3 separate regions of the Homo sapiens genome follow, and all the other regions are linked to region 2. The links are chromatin contacts, found by Hi-C or POLR2A ChIA-PET in ENCODE. All regions are on one chromosome and are shown on one strand. The core of a region is the stretch at or near the end of the contact, and the rest is flanking DNA. Distances in the headings are between cores, read along the strand shown. Region 1 holds the start of PGAP3 (post-GPI attachment to proteins phospholipase 3). Region 2 holds the start of RPL19 (ribosomal protein L19). Region 3 holds the start of CWC25 (CWC25 spliceosome associated protein).

Region 1 (3,543 bases), core at 142-2,641, 490 kb before region 2:
GTAAGATGCAAAGTAGTATTAGCACTGGATTTCCGGTCAGCTCCTGGAGGGCTAAGGGGTTGTTTTGTTCATTTCAGCTTCTCAGTCAGTATCAGTTGGGTGGTCAACTCCAGGGGACACTATTCATGTTATATTTAACTGGAAGAATTTGCCATTCACAGAAAAGGCAATGTGAATGCTGCTCCCCAGAGCACCATTCACAGAAAATGCAATGTGAATGGTGCCTCCTGGAGATTTTGCCTTGCTTAGCAAGGTGCTAGAGCTAAGGACTCAGAAATGTTTGTTAAGTGAGTGAATGGAATCCCAGGCTACTTCTTACTCATTCCAACCCCCAGGACGAAAAAGAAAAGTTGACAAGGGGTGAGGAGAGTGGGGGAGGAGAAAGGGTGATCCTTAGCTACAAGGCTTCTATGAGATTGGGTGTGGGTCGGTGCTGATGGGAGTGCAGGGGAGGTGAGCAGGGAGAGGATACTAAAGCAAGCGTCCTGTTCCCAGGGTTCCTAATTTTCCTAGAAATATTACTTCTCTCCGATCTCAGTGCAGAACCATACTGATGATTTTACAGCCCTGGATTTGTCAAGTTCTTATGTTGATGTATGCTGTTCATTCATTAAACAGAAGAACAAACAAACGCAGTTAGCGCCTACCATAAGCCAAATTCTGTGCTGGAGGTAGAGTGGTGAACAGGACAGCAAAGGTTCTACCCCGCATGGGGAAGCAATCACCCTCGGGAGGTGGTACTTCAATTGCGACTAGAAGAAAAAAGAAGAGTGAGTGATTCAGACCAGGCCAGGCAGTCAGGAAGCTTGAGGGACATAGCCCTCTGAAGCGGGTCTGGAGCAAGGGAGTGAGGGAGACCAGTGGACAGGGGCCAAATCAGGCAGGGTTTGTGGAGACTGTATTTTACCCAAGGTAATTGGGAGCCAGTAAATAATTTTAAGAAAAAAAAAGTGATATGGGCAAATTTTAATTTTTCAAAATGGAGCGCAGGTTGGAAGAGGCAAAAGTAGAGGCAGGGAGAGCCATTAAGAAGCTACTGCGGCTGTCTTGGCGACACATGATGGTGTCTTTAACCAGGGTGGTGCCAGAAGAGATGGAGAGAAGTGGATAGTTACAGGTACGTTTAGGAAGTAAAATCCGACAGGGGTGGTGACAGTAAACAGCCCTACCTCAAAAAAGATCATGGAAAACACTTCAGTTTGCTCATTAACCCATCAGGCGTCCGCCTTCCCTTAACCCTATCGCCTCGATATATGGACACAGCAGGGGGACGAGGGGCGGGGCAGGCGCCCACAAAAATCCGGGAACTTTAATTTAAACTGTGTGGACTTCAGCGGAGAGTAGAATAAAGAACACAGGAACTTCCGGTTACTCCGGAAGTGGAAGCTTCATACTCCTAAGCTCCTCCCCCGGCGGCGAGCCAGGGAGAAAGGATGGCCGGCCTGGCGGCGCGGTTGGTCCTGCTAGCTGGGGCAGCGGCGCTGGCGAGCGGCTCCCAGGGCGACCGTGAGCCGGTGTACCGCGACTGCGTACTGCAGTGCGAAGAGCAGAACTGCTCTGGGGGCGCTCTGAATCACTTCCGCTCCCGCCAGCCAATCTACATGAGTCTAGCAGGTAAGCCCCACCCCCACGGTAAGCCCCGCCCATTTGTCTTGCTCCCGCCCCCTGCGCCCCCAATACGCCTCTGCAATCCCTGAACCTTAGTTTCCCCACGAGGTCTCTTATGAATGTGAGTGAAGCCCCTAAGGTGATGAGAGCCTTACCAGCCTCTCTTACTTTCCCAGAAGCTTTCATTTACTTATTTGTTCAGTCAAAAGGGTATTTATTAAATACATTCGGGCCACAATGTCTAGGAATGGCACAGAAATCAGACCAGGGTCCCGCCCATTGGGACTCACAGTCCCCACGGGGACATGAGCCTTTTCAAGTGCAAGGCAGAGAATGATTTGAGCCCCTGAAAGACTCTTTGATTAGGAAGCATTTGGGATAGGAAGGTGTCAGTTCCGGCTTTGAAGACGTGGGGGCAGGGATCATCTTGGAACGTTTTGTTTGAAGGAGGGACTTTGGACTGGTACATTCGATTTGGACCATAGTGGGCAAAGAACCAACGTATTGAGCACTCACTGTGTGACAGGTGTCACAATATGTCAAGTAATTTTTATCACACCCTTTGAGATAGTTTCTCTAATCCCAGTTTTACAGATGGGGATTAGAGAGATTAAATGCCCTGCCCAAGGTCACACAGCCAGTATGTAGTAAAGTGGAGTTTCCAGTTCTGGCCTGTTTGACCACAAGCTTGTCCTCTTTACTATTATACCACTTTGCATTCCAGACAGAGGGAACAGAGAGAATGGATGCCCTGGGCAGATGTGGGCACATCCAGGAGCTTTATTTACTCAGGGAGCAGGGTACATGAACAGGAGTAGTGACCAATACGGTTGGAAAGGCAATTTGGAGCCTCAAAAGTCAGGTTGAAGAATTTGGGCTTCATTTTCATAGGAAGGGAGTAAGATAGCAAGAACTCCTTCCAGGAGAGTAAGAGCAAATCCTATATTCAGGAAGGACAAATATAAACCCAGGTTTCCATAGATGAGTTCATCAGATGCCAACATCTTGATGGACTTGAGCAAAAGGAGAGGAAATGTCTGCCAAGGTAGAAAGATCATCTGAGCCCTGGAGTTCAAGACTAGCCTAGGCAACATGACAAGATGCCTTCTCTACAAAAAATAAAAGAATTAGCCAGACATTGTGGTCTCGCTACTTGGGAGGCTGAGGTGGGAGGATCGTTTGAGCCCAGGAGGTCAAGGCTGTGGTGAGCCATGCTCTCCCCACTGCACTCCAGCCTGGATGAAAGAGCGAGACCCTGTCTCAAAAAAAAAAAAAAAAAAAAAATGCCGGGTGCGGTGGCTCGTGCCTGCAATCCCCGCACTTTAGGTGGCAGAGGCAGGCAGATAACCTGAGGTTGGGAGTTCAAGACCACCCTGACCAACATGGAGAAACCCCATCTCTACTAAAAATACAAAATTAGTTGGGTGTGGTGGTGCATGCCTGTAATCCCAGCTACTCGGGAGCCTGAGGCAGGAGAATCGCTTGAACCCAGGAGGCGGAGGTTGCAGTGAACCGAGATCGCACCATTGCACTCCAGCCTGGGCAACAAAAACAAAACTGTCTCAAAAAAACAAACAAAAAAAAGACGAATATCTCTAATTGCTCACTAAAATATGCATACATACGTACATACACCTTCCCCTATGTGTACATCTCATCATCTCTCATTCATTCAAAGGGGAAGCTAGAATTTTGAGATTTCTCCTGGTTCTCTCCAACTTACAGGCCCTCTTGGCCTACATTTGCGCTTGGACCCCATTCATGCTCTCTCTTTCCTCTCTGTGCTGGGGAGTTCACCAGGCCACATTTGTCTGTTTCAGGCTGGACCTGTCGGGACGACTGTAAGTATGAGTGTATGTGGGTCACCGTTGGGCTCTACCTCCAGGAAGGTCACAAAGTGCCTCAGTTCCATGGCAAGGTGAGTTGGAGGGTCAG
Region 2 (3,507 bases), core at 170-2,669:
ACTTGGGAGGCTGAGGAAGGAGAATCGCTTGAACCTGGGAGGCAGAGGTTGCGGTGAGCTGAGATCCTACCACTGCACTCCAGTCTGGGTGACAAAGTGAGACTCTGTCCCAAAAAAAATAAAATAAAATATAAAGAGTAAATTAGCTGGGTGTGGTGGTGCACACCTCTAATCCCAGCTACTCAGGAGGCTGAGGTGGGAGAATCACTTGAGCCTGGGAGCAGGGGTTGCAATGATCAGATGGCACCACTACACTCCAGCCTGGACAACAGAGCAAGACTGTCTAAAAAAAAAAAAAAAAGTCAACACAATTGTGTTATCATTAATCTGACGCAGGAGAAAAGAAGGAAGTAGGGTGAAGAGACAGATCCCAGGTACTCACGGGAGTTGGCATTGGCGATTTCATTGGTCTCATTGGGGTCTAACCAGACCTTCTTCTTGCCACAGCGGAGGACACTAGAGGCGAGCCTCTTCTGAAGCCTGAGCATACTAGACACACAGAAAACATGATTAGACTCTGAAAGCCAATCCTGGGCAAGAATGAACGTCCCCATCAAGACCTGCCCTTTGTGACCCACACCACAGCCGCGAAATAAGACTCTTCCCTAAATCATCTTTAAGGCTCTGGGCTATGCAGCTGGCCCCCTTGGGTTTAAGACTTCAAAACCCACGCTATGCCTTCACCTCTCGGAGCCTCATGTTCGCATTTCTCCTCTGGAAAGTCAAGCCAAGGACTTATTGGATTGAATAGGGGGGTTATGCCATTTCTGGTACTCAGCGTTTAAAGAATATTCGAGGTGAGTAGACCTGATTTCTAGTCTAGGAATGCAGGCAAGTTACTCTGTTTTCTGGGCTTATTTCCCTGTTTTATCACAGTAACAAGCCTCGTTCGGCTATTCGCAGAGATTTCCTTTATGAGAGGCCAAAGGAGTGAATGGAGTCAAGAGTTAGAGATCACCTCTCTCGGCAGTCGGAGGCCTGGGGCCTACACTAGGCTTGCCCTACATCACGTGAAAGCAGAGATCGGCTCCGCTCCGGGTGTGCCAAGCAAGAAAGGGCCCACGGCTTGGTCTTGTTCGCTCCGTTTGCTCTGCTCGCGTGGGTCGACCGGACACGTGTGCGGTGCGGCACCAGCCGGGGCAGACTTTTCCTGGTCTCAGTTGCTGCGACGCTCCCCGCCCCCCCTCACTCCGGAGGCCCGGGACGAAAGTGCTCCGGCCTACCCCAAACCCCGGGACCGGCCGCTTTAGGGCGGCCTCCATTTCATCTCCCCCAACCCCAGCTGCGGTCCCAAGACCGACAGTCCCTTGTCGACACGCGTCAGCGCCTGATGGAGACCAGCTCGCCCTCACCTCATGGCTGCGGCCGCAGCAGCGAAAGGAAAGAGCTCGCTCGGGCCCGGCTCCTCCCATTATCTGCGAAGGGGAGAGCCCAAACCCTGCTCCAATTTCGTCCGTATTCCTGTCCGGTTCTTTCATCTTCTGCCACACTAAACTCACTCATAGCCTCCATATAGGCCTGAAATGATAAAAGTCAAATATCAGAAATCGGTTTTAAACTTAAAAACATAAAAAAGTACCCCTTCCGTAGGGAAAGTGGTATAGTCCGACTTCCTACTAGACATGCGCAGCAAGGGTTCCCAATCACGTGGTTATCTGTAACCGGAAGTCAGCTGGATTGCGCAGGCGGAGTGAGAGAGGTTTTGCTAGAGTGGCCTGGTGTTTGCGGGCGTTCGGGGGGTTGTGGGTGGATGTTTTATTAGCTGAGAAAAAATCAGTTAAAGAAGCGAGAGAGAATGACAACAGATATCAGACAAAGGCGAACTCTTATTCACTCTTGTAGTAGATTGAAAACCCCTGGAGTGCAGAATCGATCACTAAAAGATGTTAGTGTTTTTACGCCACTGCGGGTCTTGCAAGCTCTTGGAGGGCGGGAACTAGTCTCAGTCTCATTTGGCTCACAACTGTACTGCGGCAGGCATGGATCCGCGATCGAACACACCTCAGAAATACCGCACTGGCTGAATGGATGAATGATTGCAGAAAGTAAAATTAAAAAAAAAAAAAATTGGGTTGGGCTCGATGGCTCATGCCTGTAATCCCAGCACTTTGGGAGGCCAAGGCAGGCGGATCACTTGAGGTCAGGAGTTCGAGACCAGCCTGGCCAACATGGTGAAACCCTGTCTCCACTAAAAATACAAAAATTAGCCGGGCGTAGCGGCGCGTGCTTGTAATTCCAGCTACTGGGGAGGCTGAGGCAGGAGAATCGCTTGAACCCAGGAGGCGGAGGTTGCAGTGAGCCGAGATTGCGCCACTGCACTCCAGCCTGGGCAACAGAGTGAGACTCCGTCTCAAAAAAAAAAAAAAAGCAGTCCTTTTCTTCTGATCTGGAACACCCAATGTAAAAATCCAAGAAGAACATTCTGGGGTTTAAGAAGTCTACATCTGAATTGAGGCTCCAACTCATGATTGGTTCCTGCTGATCACCCTATCCGTTTCATCTCAACTTTCCTGGCTGAGAAAGTAGAAGAGAGAGAAAGGGAAGCAACATTTATGCTACTTCCTCACAACAACACGATTAGCGTTGCCCTCATTTTACAGCTAAGGTAACAGATTCAGAACACAGATATTTCTGATTGCAAAGCCCATACTTTTGCGGTTATGCCAGCCTTTCTTGTCTCCAAGGGGCAGGTGGAAACCCTGCTCAGGGTTGGAACTCTCCTGGAACGTTTCTAATGGGCTTCATCTTCACTCACTGCTCCGCCTTCCCCAAGGTGTTGTGATCAGAGGAATGACAGACTGACCATTCACTTGCTATTAGAGTTGGGTGAGGAGGAGGAGTCCCATAGTCTCCTGTCCTGCGGAACACAGCAAGGTGGTGGCCTTATTGTAAGGTCACTTGACCTGGAGAGGGTCTTCTCCATCTCTCCTTTCTGTGGAGCAGGAGAAGGGGTGGAGTAGGAAGGGAATGGGTCCTCCTGTCATGAGTGACCCCTTCATTGAAACTTACAGCTTCTCCAAACACCCCAGCAATTCATTTAATTCTCCCTCATCCTCCCAATAATACCAGGTGACACAGACTCCACAGTACCAGCAACCCCATTTTATAGGAGAGGAGGAAACTGATGCTCAGAGAGGTGATTTGTCCGGGGCTATACAACCAGAAACAGCCTGAGCCAAATTGGCGCCAGAGTCTATTGCCCAGAATCTCCTATTCCTCTTCTCTCCACCAGTCATGGTGGGTGGCATCCAGATCTTGGATGTTTCTCCCTAAATCAGGGGTAAAGGTGGCGCAATTCTAGGTCAAAGGTCATGAGATCTGATTTTACCAGCTTCTCCTCTCTCAGCTCCATATTTCTTCCTCTTTTCTCATCCAAGAGCAGGGACCTCACCCAGCCCCATTCCTGGCCTTTTGGAAGAACAGGGGTTGGGGGGGCGGTGTATCCTAGTGACTGATTAGGGCAGAACTCCTGGACCCCTGGGATTTATTTTGCTGTCTCTATTGGAC
Region 3 (3,627 bases), core at 924-3,423, 370 kb after region 2:
GAGTGCAATGGCGCTATCTTGGCTCACCACAACCTCTGCCTCCTGGGTTCAAGTGATTCTCCTGCCTCAGCCTCCAGAGTAGCTGGGATTACAGGCATGTGCCACCACGCCCGGCTAATTTTGTATTTTTAGTAGAGACGGGGTTTCTCTATGTTGGTCAGGCTGGTCTCAAACTCCCAACCTCAGATGATCTGCCCGCCTCAGCCTCCCAAAAGTGCTGGGATTACACGCGTGAGCCACCGAGCCCAGCCTGTTTCTTTCTTTCTTTCTGTTTTTTTTGAGACAAAGTCTCACTCTTGTCGCCCAGGCTATAGTGCAGTGGTGCCATCTTGGCTCACAGCAACCTCCACCTCCTAGGGTCAAGTGATTCTCTTGTGTCAGCCTCCCAAGTAGCTGGGATTACAGGCACCCGCCACCACGCCCGGCTAATTTTTGTATTTTTAGTAGGATGGGGTTTTTCCATGTTGGCCAGGCTGGTCTCAAACTCCCAACATCAGGTGATCCACCCACCTGCCTCGGCCTCCCAAAGTGCTGGGATTACAGGAGTGAGCCACCGCGCCCGGGCAATAAGTATTTTTAAAAAGCCATAAGAACTAATAAGTGAATTTAGCAAGCCTGTAAAATAGAAGGTTACTATACAAAAGCACGTTCTTATCTATTAGTAGCAAACAATTGGAAAATTAAAATTTTTAAATTTTATTTAAAATAGCATCACAGGCCGGGTGCCTGTAATCCTTGCATTTTGGGAGGCCAAGGTAGGCGGATCACCTGAGGTCAGGGGTTCCAGACCAGCCTGGCCAACACGGTGAAATCCCATCTTTACTACAAACACAAAAATCAGTAGGTCGTGGTGGCGTATGCCTGTAATCCCAGCTACTCGGGAGGCTGAGGCAGGAGAATCGCTTGAACCCAGGAGGCGGAGGTTGCAGTGAGCTGGTATTGCGCCACTGTACTCCAGCCTGGGCAACAGAGTGAGATTCCGTCTCGAAATAAATAAATAAATAAATAAATAAATAAATAAATAAATAAATAAATAAATAAATAAAATAGCATCACAAAAAATACAACATTTAGAATAAATTTAACAAAAGATGTGCAAAACTTCTATTCTGAAAATTACAAAACAGGTCGGGCGCAGTGGCTCACACCTGTAATCCCAGCACTTTAGGAGGCCGAGGTAGGAGGATTGCTTGAGTCCAGGAGTTTGAGACAAGCCTGGGTAAGATGGCAAAACCCTGTTGCTACAAAAATAAAAATAGCCAGGCGCGGTGGCTTATGTCTGTAATCCCAACACTTTGGGAGGCTGAGGCGGGGAGATCACTTGAGGTCGAAATTCGAGACAAGCCTGAGCAACATGGTGAAACCCTGTCTCTACAAAAAATACAAAAATTAGCCGGGCGGGTGGCGGGCGCCTGTAATCCCAGCGACTTGGGAGGCTGAGGCAGGAGAATTGCTGTCCGGGAGGCGGAGGTTGCAGTCAGCTTCGACCGCAGCCTGGGAGAGCAAAACTCCTTCTCAAAAAACAAAAACAAAGGGAGAAGAAGAAAAAGAAAAAGAAAAAAGAAAAACATGCCAAAAACACATAGTAACTGAAGGGAAAGGAATCTGCCAGCTTCCCACTATGGGAAAATCTGCCACTGTGGAAGCTGGCAGATTTTAAAAGTTTGGCAAACGGAAGCTGATGGAATTTCGATTTGATGGTTTCTATTTAGCTTCGTAAAATAGGCCTGGCATAAGGGGATTTGCTGTGAGTCAAGGTCTGAGGAAAGCGCCAGTTTGCAAAGCCGTTTTGGAAAACTGGAGCGTGGGGGTGTGTGCAGGGTGAGGGGAGGAGGCCTAGTCTGGTCCACCTTAGGTCTAGCAGAGACTACGTGGAGCTTTGAGCCGAATGCCCTGGTGAGCTGCCATGGCAACACAGCCGTGGGCACAGGCCCACGGCAACCCATCACTGAACAGAGTTGTGGCGTTTCAACAGAGAGTCTGGGACATCAGGCAACGTGGCGACCCGAAGCAGCCAAAATGAGACCTCGACAGCAAAGGCCTCGACAGCGGAGCCCGGACCTTTGCAAAATCTGCAAGTAACGCCAACGTCACAAAGCGCGACCGAGCCCTGTACGTCATCGTTCCGCGACGCCGACGCGGTGAGATGACGCCCTCCCGGAAGTGACCTCTAGAGCGGTGGTGAAACTGGCAGTTGACGGCTCCTGGGACTAGATCCCGCGAGGTAGCCCCCGAACTATTTCTCTACGTTTTCTCTTGATCCTCCCGAAATCTTCCAGATCCGCGTAGTGAGGAATCGTCTCCACCGTCATGGGGGGCGGAGACCTGGTGAGTGGAGGGAGGCCTGGGCGGGGGAGGACTGAGGCCGGGACGGAAATTGGCAGGGGGTGGGGGTAGAGGAAGGAGTGGATAACCATGGCAACGCAGCTTTGCTTTCGCCGGGAGGAGGCCGTTGCCCTGAAGAGGGGATGGATCCTTAGGGCAATGGAGGGGTGGGACTGAGATTTGGGAAAGTCCGAGGTGTGTCGCGAACAGTGACAGGTGGTGTTTGCGTGTTTGTTGACTGCGGCTCTACCGGCTGTAAATTCTGGGAAGACCGGGGAGGGGGCGGATGGAGCCATGGCTAGGAAAGGAGGTAGATATGGAGGACGTGTCACCACACTTTGTTTTGTATATCTTGTCTTGCCACACACCTCTCTTCCTTGGGTGAGAGTTCAGAGTCATGTCCTGGACTGAAGTAGGGGTGGTTTGTGCCCCATTCTCCCTACCCTAAGCCATGCCCTGGGGTCGTTTTTTATTTTTTATTTTTTTGAGACGGAGTTTCTTGTTGCCCAGGCTGGAGTGCCATGGCGCGATCTCGGCTGACCGCAACCTTTCCCTCCTGGGTTCAAGCGATTCTCCTGCCTCAGCCTCCCGAGTAGCTGGGATTACAGGCATGCGCCACCACACCCGGCTAATTTTGTATTTTTAGTAGAGACAGGGTTTCTCCATGTTGGTCAGGCTGGTCTCGATCTGCCGACCTCAAGTGATCCGCCCGCCTCGGCCTCCCAGAGTGCTAGGATTACAAGGGTTAGCCACAGCGCCCGGCCCTGGGGTCCTTTTTAAGCCTGAAGGGATCTTCCTGTCCATCTTTCTGACTTCCACACCTCCTTCAGTGCTGGATTCTGATCTGTAGTGGCAGAGCTTGCTTTTGAATTCATACCACTTAATATAAGTTATGTGGCAATGTCTCTTAAACTGAAACGTTCATTTGTAAAGCGCTAAGGCCCCAAATAGGGTAAATGTACCCACAAGAGCATGGGGCAAGGTTGGGAAAATGCTAGCCTCCGGAAAGTGGAGCTAATTGAACCAGCAAGTAGATCAGCTTAGCCGCCTGCCCAGTAAACCTATTAGTTTGTCATGTGTTCTCAATCACAGTGAGTGCCAGGACTCCATCTAGTTTCATCCAATTTAGTGTATTCTTCACATAACTGCATTTAAGGACAGGAAAGCTCTAATCCAGGGTTTCTCAACATTAGCGCTCTTGACAGTTTGGCCTAGATAATTCTTTGGGGGTGTGTGGTAGTGGTGGTAGTTGGGCTGTCCTGTGCATTGTAGAATGTTTAGCAGCATCACTGGCCTCTAGCC

Evidence for each region. A loop is a pair of places that touch in the nucleus more often than their neighbours do. ChIA-PET counts read pairs that join two places held with the same protein, here RNA polymerase II (POLR2A). Pooled maps may share reads with other maps.
Region 1: a loop to region 2 is called in a pooled map, with 19 times the contacts of the local background. The contact joins the promoter of PGAP3 here to the promoter of RPL19 in region 2. A Hi-C loop is called at or near these places in 7 of 50 pooled maps. POLR2A ChIA-PET finds 5 or more read pairs at or near these places in 4 of 52 experiments (GM12878, HEK293, MCF 10A and 1 more).
Region 3: a loop to region 2 is called in a pooled map, with 8 times the contacts of the local background. The contact joins the promoter of CWC25 here to the promoter of RPL19 in region 2. A Hi-C loop is called at or near these places in 10 of 50 pooled maps. POLR2A ChIA-PET finds 5 or more read pairs at or near these places in 9 of 52 experiments (A673, CD4-positive, alpha-beta T cell, Caco-2 and 6 more).

The regions. Positions count from the first base shown.
Region 1 is chr17:39,685,905-39,689,447 of GRCh38, reverse strand. PGAP3 (post-GPI attachment to proteins phospholipase 3) reads left to right here and starts at 1,391. Exons shown (of 8, transcript NM_033419.5): 1 at 1,391-1,614; 2 at 3,429-3,526. The coding sequence starts at 1,434. It also overlaps a transcript of ERBB2 not described here. RefSeq lists a silencer at 18-312 and enhancers at 1-552, 1,263-1,372.
Region 2 is chr17:39,198,195-39,201,701 of GRCh38, reverse strand. It overlaps RPL19 (ribosomal protein L19), which reads right to left and starts at 1,419. Exons shown (of 6, transcript NM_000981.4): 1 at 1,353-1,419; 2 at 383-489. The coding sequence starts at 1,357. It overlaps LOC124903996 (a long non-coding RNA gene), which reads left to right and starts at 488. Exons shown (of 2, transcript XR_007065745.1): 1 at 488-797; 2 at 904-1,547.
Region 3 is chr17:38,823,867-38,827,493 of GRCh38, reverse strand. It overlaps CWC25 (CWC25 spliceosome associated protein), which reads left to right and starts at 2,173. Exons shown (of 10, transcript NM_017748.5): 1 at 2,173-2,328. The coding sequence starts at 2,311. It overlaps MIR4727 (microRNA 4727), which reads right to left and starts at 1,656; the gene lies at 1,602-1,656. RefSeq lists an enhancer at 2,834-3,465.